2 separate regions of the Homo sapiens genome follow, and region 2 is linked to region 1. Evidence: chromatin contacts called from ENCODE Hi-C or POLR2A ChIA-PET data. All regions are on one chromosome and are shown on one strand. Each heading gives the region's core, a stretch centred on a gene start or an enhancer-like site at or near the end of the contact. The rest is flanking DNA. Distances are from core to core; before and after follow the strand shown.

Region 1 (4,132 bases), core at 626-3,125:
TACATAAGGGAGATGTGAAGACACCAGAGGCCATTTTTACTTGGCTTTTGGTTTTGCCCAGCTTATAGCGAACATAACTGCCAAAGAAAAGAGTTAGGCCAGCTCATACCTGAGGAGGAGGTAAAAACAGCCTCAAATAAGAGAAGCCCTGGTCCATCCCAGACCAATGAGAATCTCTTTCCTTGTAAAGATCTCTGAAAAATCTATAATGTCCCTCAATAGCTCTTTCCATAGCTGCCTAAGAAATATTTATTGATTGAATGACTGTTCCCAGGGAATTCAGCCCATTCACTAACTCGTGATTTCAAACTCGTGTCTTCCAAGTGGTCACTAGTATTTTTACTGTGTATATCACCTGTTAGGAGCCTGGGGAGGCAGGCAGAAAGCCCACAACAAACAAGCCACATAACAAAGTTCATTCACCTAAATCTCAGAAGCCAATGGCCTTCACTGGGACTCTTTCCACCAATCACAGGTCAGAGGAACAAGTCCTTAGTCCAGGTCAGCCTGTTCTAACAGCCCAGCATCAGAGAGAAGAGCCCCAGGTTACAAGGAGCCTGTCCATCCCTGAACCTCTGAAGATCTTATAAAAGCGTTAACGAAAATAACTGGCATTGCTCTATGCTCTATTGATGGGGGGAACAGGGACATTTTTATATTTTGTGTTTCATTTGATTCTTAAGACAAACCCATGAGTTAGCAAGGGTGATTATCATATCCACCAATTAGCAAATGAAGACATCAAGGCAAAAGAAATTGAGACTTGCTTCACTAGTCAGTGTCACTCAACCCTGACCAGCCATTTAAAACCCTTAAGGTCATATGGATAGTAACAGAATTGGGGATTACAATCCAGATACTCAAAATGCTAATTTAATGTTCTTTAGCCAAGCCAATCACTCTCTTCTCAATATTATCCAATTCTCTTCAAAAAAGAAAAGCTATTAGTTCCACATTAGTTCCAGGAACTGTTCTAGGTTCTGATGAATCAGTCAAGTCCACAAGAAGTTTAGATACTAGACAGGTAAGTAAATAATTATGTGATTTGGACTGTGGATTATAATAAAGATTCTTAAAAGATGCTGGGAACACAGTAGAAAAAGTTCCGTTTCTCTGAAGATGTCAATGATAGAATGTTTCAGCTAGTTCTCAAAACATGAGCAGGAGTTCTTGAAGTACAGAAAAGGCAAGAAATATCCTTGCAGAAAGAATAGGGTAAATCAAGTCACAGAAATATGGCAACTTAGAGACATTGAGTTGGGGCTGGGTTGGGGGACAACTGGAGCTATGGAAGAGTCCTCTAAAAATGAATAAAGACCATTATCAATAACCTATTAAGAACAGAGTGCCAGGTTACAGACACCATTCTACTGGCATGCTGACTAGAAATGAGAACAGCAAGTCCCCTTTTTGCTTATTCTAACCTGTCTTCGTCCAAGCTGACATCACTGTTCACCTCCCCTTCTACGCTATCCAGGAGACATCAAATGTAATTGAACATCCATAGCAAGTTCTATGTTTGCAGTGAATGGAGTCATTCATTCTGGCTACAGGATCTTCATTACAATTGCATGAAGCTTTCACTGTGGGCCATATTATGAGAGTATACTTGGTGCTGGCACAAGGAGAACTGCCTGGTAGAGCCAGTTGCAAATGTCATGTCCAGCTTTTACGCACAAAGGAAATGAGAGCTTTAAAAAAAAAAAAAATCCAACGCCCATTGCATTGTGATTCATCTTCTTCCCATCAGCACCAGGATGTCTCAGATTACATTGTCTGGCTCTCGGGAAAGAGAACTACGACAAGGTTGAAGGGAAGGGTTGCCACTGTGGAGTCAGGGCCTCTCCTCTGAGGCTCCAGCTGCAGATAGCCACGGTTCCTGCTGACAGTCGAGCCAAGGTCTTCCCGAACGATGGCTGAAAAAGCCTTTGTAAAACAGAATGTGAACCCTGGAGCCTACTGCTCCTGGTGGGAGTCGAAGAAGGGAACAGTAGGAGCTGCCTGTAATTTTCTTTGTCTGTGGCAGCAGAGCAAGGGAAAGAAGTGTCACAAACATGAGGGAGAGGAAGTGAGAGATCTTTATGCTGAGCCACTAAATTCACTGGAGGCTGAAAACCACAAAAGTAAGTTCACATAAAACACCACTTGGCATTTCACCTGGTATGTTTGAGAACTTTGGGTGCAAGGATTTTTAAATTATAGCTGTCTCATCTGTAGACAGGGAGAAATGATCTTGTCTGAAAACTTAGGACCAAGCTATGGGGCCCTGAGTACCTACATCTGTGAGGGTCTAATTAGAGAAGCAATTTATTATAGAGATTTGACTTTAGAAAATTGAGGGAGCTGGTAAAACAGTGTCTGCAAGGCCATTGTCTTTGCATTTGATGCTGGAGCTTGATGTCTGCTGGGCAGGCAGTCTGGAAGGAATGGGTGGATGTAAATCAAGTAGAGAGAACAAGGAAAAGCTCAAACCATGTCAGTTTCTCACTGTCTCCTGCAGGAGAAGATGGACTCTTCTTCACTGAGGTAAATACACACCTGGGCCAGGAGTCAAAGAAGCTGAAAAAGGATGCAGGGGAAGGCACAGCAATTGCAGGTGAGGCTGCTGCCTTAAACACCAATGAGGTGAGCAGGCAGATGAGGAGCAAGGTATTTGAACCACAAAAGCACCCGGTGGCCCTACCTCAATATTCTAAGCATAAAAAAAATATGGCTGCTGTTAGAGTTTGTGCCCCCAAAGCTTGCACAAAAATGTATCTTGTGGCACAGCTTAATTAGAAACAGACAGAGAAGGGGGTTCTAGGAAATGCAGCACAGCCCTGTCAGTTCAACATGTTACAAAGCCACTACATGCCTTCAGAATTAAGTCATGACTTTAAATGGAAGGTAGATGGCGTATAGATGTTGTATTAGTTTCCAAGGGCTGCTATAACAAAGTAACAAAAACTGGGTAGCCTAAAAAAGAAATTTATTCTCTTATAGTATTAGAGGCTAGAAATCCAAAATCAAAGCATCAGCAAGGGCATGCTACCTCCAAAGGCCCTTCAGAGCCTAGGGAAGAGTCCTTCCTTGCCTCTTGAAGTTTCTGGTGGTTGTCAGCAATCCTTGGCATTCTGTGACTTGTGGCAGCCTGGGTCCTTTCTCTGCTACTCTCTTTAAATGGCCTTCTTCCCTGTGACCCTGTGTGTCTTCCCCTCTCTTATAAGGGCACAAGTCATACTAGATTTAGAGCCCACACTAATTCTGCATGACTTCATCTTAATATAATTAATTATATCTGCAAAGACGCTATTTCTAAAGTAAGTCATATTCTGAGGTTCTGTATGGACATGAATTTTGTAGGGGACAGAATTCAATCCAGTACAAGTGTTGTAAGGGAAAATCTAGAACAGAAAATGAACAAAAATCTTTGAACAGTGGGATCAAGCAAAGAATGTGGGCGCTTATAAAAGGAGCGGCTTTGTTCCAAATAATGTGTTCAGGAGTGTAATTATGATATCAGTTAGACCCTAAATTTGTTGACATTATGTACAGAAATATCTATAAGACTCAAAGGCATGTGTTTACTGTTTTCTCATTTATCTCATTTATTTTCTCATGGAGCATACCATGTTGTTATTCAAAAGAGAAAGTATAGGCTCAGAGAGAGATTAAATAGTATGCCCAAACTATGCCATCAGAAAGTCGGCCGAGCACGGTGTCTCACGCCTGTAATCTCAGCACTCTGGGAAGCTGAGGCAGGTGGATCACATGAGCTCAGGAGTTTGAGACCAGCCTGGCCAACTTGGTGAAACCCCGTCTCTACCGAAAAAATACAAAAATTAGCCAGACATGGTGGTGCGCGCCTGTAATCCCAGCTACGCTGCAGGCTGAGGCATGAGAATCGCTTGAACGCTGGAGGTGGTGGTTTCAGTGAGCCGAGATCATGCCACTGCACTCCAGCCTGGGCGACTGTCTCTCAAGGGAAAAAAAAAGAAGAAGAAGAAGAAAGTGGTGGAGCAAGGAACTGAACTCAGGAGTGTTAGATTCCACAGGGCATGTTCTTTTATTACCCTTATCATGTAACGGTAAATAACACTCGCTAAAGTGAATGCTAGCAAACTTCTTCAGGCCATCTCTTACTTATCCTTCG
Region 2 (4,401 bases), core at 961-3,460, 100 kb before region 1:
CATTAGTCTTTTTTCTGTTTCTGGATCTAAACACCCTGGCCTTCTTTTAAATCTTTATCCCACCACAGAGTCATTGCGCATGCCACTGCAATGCTTAAAACACTGTCTTTTACCCTCACTCCTTCCTCCTAGCCCTCTTTTCTGTGTGGTTTCTACTCATTGTTCAGATCTCAGTCCAAAGGTCACTTCCTCAGAGGAGCCTCTCTGAAGTCCAGGTCTAGGACTGCTTCCTTTATTACATGCCTTCATGCAACCATGTACTCTTCCTTCATAACACTTTTCTCAATCTGTAATTATACCCTCAGATATGGTTTGGCGGTGTCTCCACAAAATTCTCATCTCAAATTGTAATCCAAATTGTAATTCCTACATGTCGAGGGAGGGACCTGGTGGGAGGGGATTGGATCATGGGGGTGGTTTCCCCCATGCTATTCTCATGATAGTGAGTGAGCTCTCATAAGATCTGGTTTGATACATGTCTGGCACTTCCCCCTTCTCCTGCCACCATGTAAGATGTCCCTTGTTTCCTCTTTGCCTTCTTCCATTATTGTAAGTTTCCTGAGGCCTCCCCAGCCATGTGGAACTGTGAGTCAATTAAAACTTTTTTCTTTATAGATTACCCAGTCTCAGGTATTATCTTTACAGCAGTATGAGAATGGACTAATACACTCTTTTGATGTGATAATTTAATCATTGTCTCTGTTTACAAGTAGACTCCAAGGGCCATGAAAGCAGAAATCTTATCTGTGTTTGCCAAGCATTCTATTCTCCCAAGACCTAGCATAATCTGTGGCATAGAGTAGCCTATCAAGAAAGGTGTTGAATAAATGAATGAACAAATATATGAATGAATGAAAGATAAGAGAAGAATTAAGTGATAATAGGAGGAAGCATATTATAGAACATCAAAATAAGTGATGCAGACAATAAGTATCGCAGGACTTCAAACACAGAAAAGATCAAAGTGAGATGCAAAATTATGTTAAAACTTCATGGAAATGGGAGTGGGAATTTGCCTGGACATTTTATTCATGCAATTAACAATTACTGAGTACCTACTAAGGGTCAAGCTCTCAAAGTGTTTTGTTGTAAACAAAATTATACAATCAGTTTGACGTGTAAAAACAACAAAGGAGAAACAGGGAGGATAAAGCAGAAGGAACCCAGGAATTGAAAAAGTCGTTAAGATAACAATCCACCTAAGAAATACTGAGGCCTTGCACTAAGGCAGACGTGCTGAAGATATGTAAACACTGGGAAGGCTGGCTGAACAAGGACATGGAGATGCCAAATAATAGAATAAGAAATTCCCAGAAGGGGATACAGCAACAAGAAAAAGTTAAGAGTTAAACATTAGCATGGACTTTTGGAAAGCAGTGAGAATAGTTCCAGGTTAAAGTAAAGGGCTCCTGATGGAAGCAATGGAATAGAGACTTGAATAGATGAATTGTGCTTTTGAAAAGTCAAGGTGATTGGATTTTATTCTATTAGTGATGAGTCATTAAACAATAATGACATGATGAAAGTGAGATATAGCATAAGAGAATCTAGACAAAGGGAAAGTACATTGAGAAGCTCCTGCAGAAATCTAAGCACTTGCTTTAGAGTGTTAGCATTAGAAATATAGAGGAGGTGACATAGCTATGACACTTTTTAAAAGAACATTGACTTAAAATACCCAAGTTAGCATCCACTACAGTATCCTGTACATTATATTTTGTCCTTTATGCTTGCAGCTGACCTGCTTTTCTTTATGAAGAAAACAACTTGGAAGACTAGTAGATTTTTGAATATCCATAAATATTTGCTGAGAACCCTTTACACAATGAGCAAATGGAGCATACAAAAAGAAAGTACACATGATCCTCCTTTGAATTATCTTTTTCACTCTTATCAGCTTCATCTTATCAGGAGAAATTAATATATGCCATATACTTCTGTGGTCATCCTCCTCCAGGATGGCCTCCAGTGATCTCCACTTCCTGGCATTCGCACAGTGTGGCATTCCCTCCCACGTTGCACTGGGGTTGATCGGTGAGATGCATAACATACAGCAGAAGTGAGAGTTTATCATTTCCCAGAGTAGGCTGTAACACACTGCAGCTTCCATCTCGGCTTTCTCTCTTTTTCTCAGATAAGCCACTCTAGGGAAAGCAGCTGCTGCGTCATGAGCACGTTCAGCAGCCTGTAGAGAGGCACATGTGGCAGGAAGGGAGGCCTCTGGACATCAGCCAGCGAGGAACTGGGGCCTGCCAACAACCACATGAGCGAGTTTGGAAATGGATTCTCCAGCCCCAGTCAAGCCTTGATGGGACTGCAGCTGTTGCCAACAGCTTGACTGCTACCTTGTGAGAGACAGTGAGCCAGAGCCACCCAGCTAAGCTGCTCCCTGTTTTCTGCCCCTCAGAAACCGTGAGAGATAATAAATGTTTGTTGTTTCAAGCTGCTAAATTTGGGGGTAATTTGTTACACAGCAATAGATAACTAAAACAACTTTGTACTACTAAGGATTAAAAATTATCTAGGAAATTATGTTTCCATCTTTGTCCAAGCTGCTAAGAAGCACAAACTAAATATGATTCTTAATTTCAGTTGCCTCTCTCAGTCTGAAGTTGTTGGTTTTTCCTCTTCCCCACTCCCTTTATGTTTTGATTCTCATACTTCATTTTCTATCCACTGACTTTGGTTTTATCCTATTTACTCATTTATTGCAAAGCTCTTAAAAATCTCTTTTTTTTTTTTTTGAGACAGAGTTTCACTCTTGTTGCCCAGGCTGGAGTGCAATGGTGCGATCTCAGCTCACCACAACCTCTGTCTCCCGGGTTCAAGCAATTCTCCTGCCTCAGCCTCCCGAGTAGCTGGGATTACAGGCATGCACTACCACACCTGGCTAATTGTGTATTTTTAGTAGAGACGGGGTTTCTCCATGTTGGTCAGGCTGGTCTCAAACTCCTGGCCTCAGGTGATCCACCCACCTTGGCTTCCCAAAACGCTGGGATTACAGACCTGAGCCACCGCGCCCGGCCTTAAAGACCTTTTTTAAAATTAGATGAGAGATAAAACAACAAAATAAAAACAGTAAACATTAAATAGGATTCCAGCCATCGTCAGAGAGATCACAATCTCTGAGGGAAAAAAGAGCAAGCAATACGGCAGAGCCTATTACTAGTGTTCAACTAACTAGCAATTGCTCTTAGAATTCAAAGAAATGGTACAACAGAAAACTTGTGTTTTAGGTCAATTTCCTGTGAAACAGACCCTGAGGTAGGATGTGCATTATGAAAGTGCTTTAAAATAAACTGCTAAAGGAATGGGGAAAGCCAGACCAGAACGGGGAAGAAGTCAAGCCAGGGTAATATCTCAACATCTCACAGAAGATTGCTTCAGCCTGATCCTCCACAGGATGTTTGCAATATAAGTTAACACCTCAGAGATTGTCCTGGGGCAAAGGAAATGGGCTTCCAAGCTTCTGCACCAGTCACCCATTGGCCACGGTCCTCTCTGGGAAGCGAGCTCTTAGGCACTACAGCTCTCTGCGGGAGTCTCTGGACGTGTAGACAAAGAGGCTGCGGTAGCCTGGGCAGTCCTTCAAAGAAAGTTCCAGGTGCCTGTGGTCACAGGGAAGTGCATACTGAGCCCAAGAAAACACAGAGAAGTGCTAAAGGGAGCTGAGGGCATCTAAGCAAAGCATCAAGGTCTGCTCTGTTGGAGAAAGTTCCACTGAAGGAGCTGGCTCTTCACCTGTACTGAGCCTTAAAGGATAGGCAGAATTGGTATAGACATGGAGGAGAAAGTATTTTATAGAATCTACAATTCTAAGACTAATTCTAAAAGTAGCAGAATCCTCCAGGTGCTCTAGAATGATAGTAAGTTATAACCTAGGCTCTTAGTTCTATTTCCAGTCCCAAGGAGGAATCCTGAGTTCATCTCTTATTTAAGTTATTAAACACAATCATTTGTCTTTAGATAAGAGGTGATAGGAGGTTAAAAAAAACCATATGCTTCTTCCAAATTTTAGCAATGCTATTATTCATCCATTCTGGTTCTAAAATACAGATACTGCATAAAACCCTGGCCTCAATCCTAAATAAAAAGGAAGCCTGGTGGGAAGAGGATGAGACCTACCTAAGTGTTTTGTACTCCCTATTCTATTATCATCCTCCCTAAGTTGCAGAATTTGGAAACCATTTCAAATAAAAGCTATTTAGTACTGTGTCTCTTTTTCTCTTTTTTCAGTAGAATTTATCACCAACAAGCAAAGTGCAGTAATAGCTTTTTCTCCTATGCACGCTTTAGGATGTAGTCTAACTTTATCTGGAGTTGGGCATAAAGGCATAAATCATTAAGCCCCTGCTGGCCGGATCAAGAGCCTATCTTTCAGAAAAATCAAGTGTCTAGGGG

The links. A loop is a pair of places that touch in the nucleus more often than their neighbours do. ChIA-PET counts read pairs that join two places held with the same protein, here RNA polymerase II (POLR2A). Pooled maps may share reads with other maps.
Region 2: a pooled map shows a loop between it and region 1 (2.9-fold over the local background). The contact joins two enhancer-like sites. A Hi-C loop is called at or near these places in 2 of 50 pooled maps. POLR2A ChIA-PET finds 5 or more read pairs at or near these places in 3 of 52 experiments (MCF 10A, PC-3 and SK-N-SH).

Annotation. Positions count from the first base shown.
Region 1 is chr13:59,457,338-59,461,469 of GRCh38, forward strand. No RefSeq gene overlaps it. Among named protein-coding and RNA genes, the nearest start is that of DIAPH3-AS1, 550 kb to the right of the region's middle. Within about 2 kb of position 1,876, at least 6 of the 41 ENCODE cell types and tissues checked have a DNase peak (open chromatin) inside an H3K27ac peak, as active enhancers do.
Region 2 is chr13:59,354,686-59,359,086 of GRCh38, forward strand. No RefSeq gene overlaps it. Among named protein-coding and RNA genes, the nearest start is that of DIAPH3-AS1, 660 kb to the right of the region's middle. Within about 2 kb of position 2,211, at least 10 of the 41 ENCODE cell types and tissues checked have a DNase peak (open chromatin) inside an H3K27ac peak, as active enhancers do.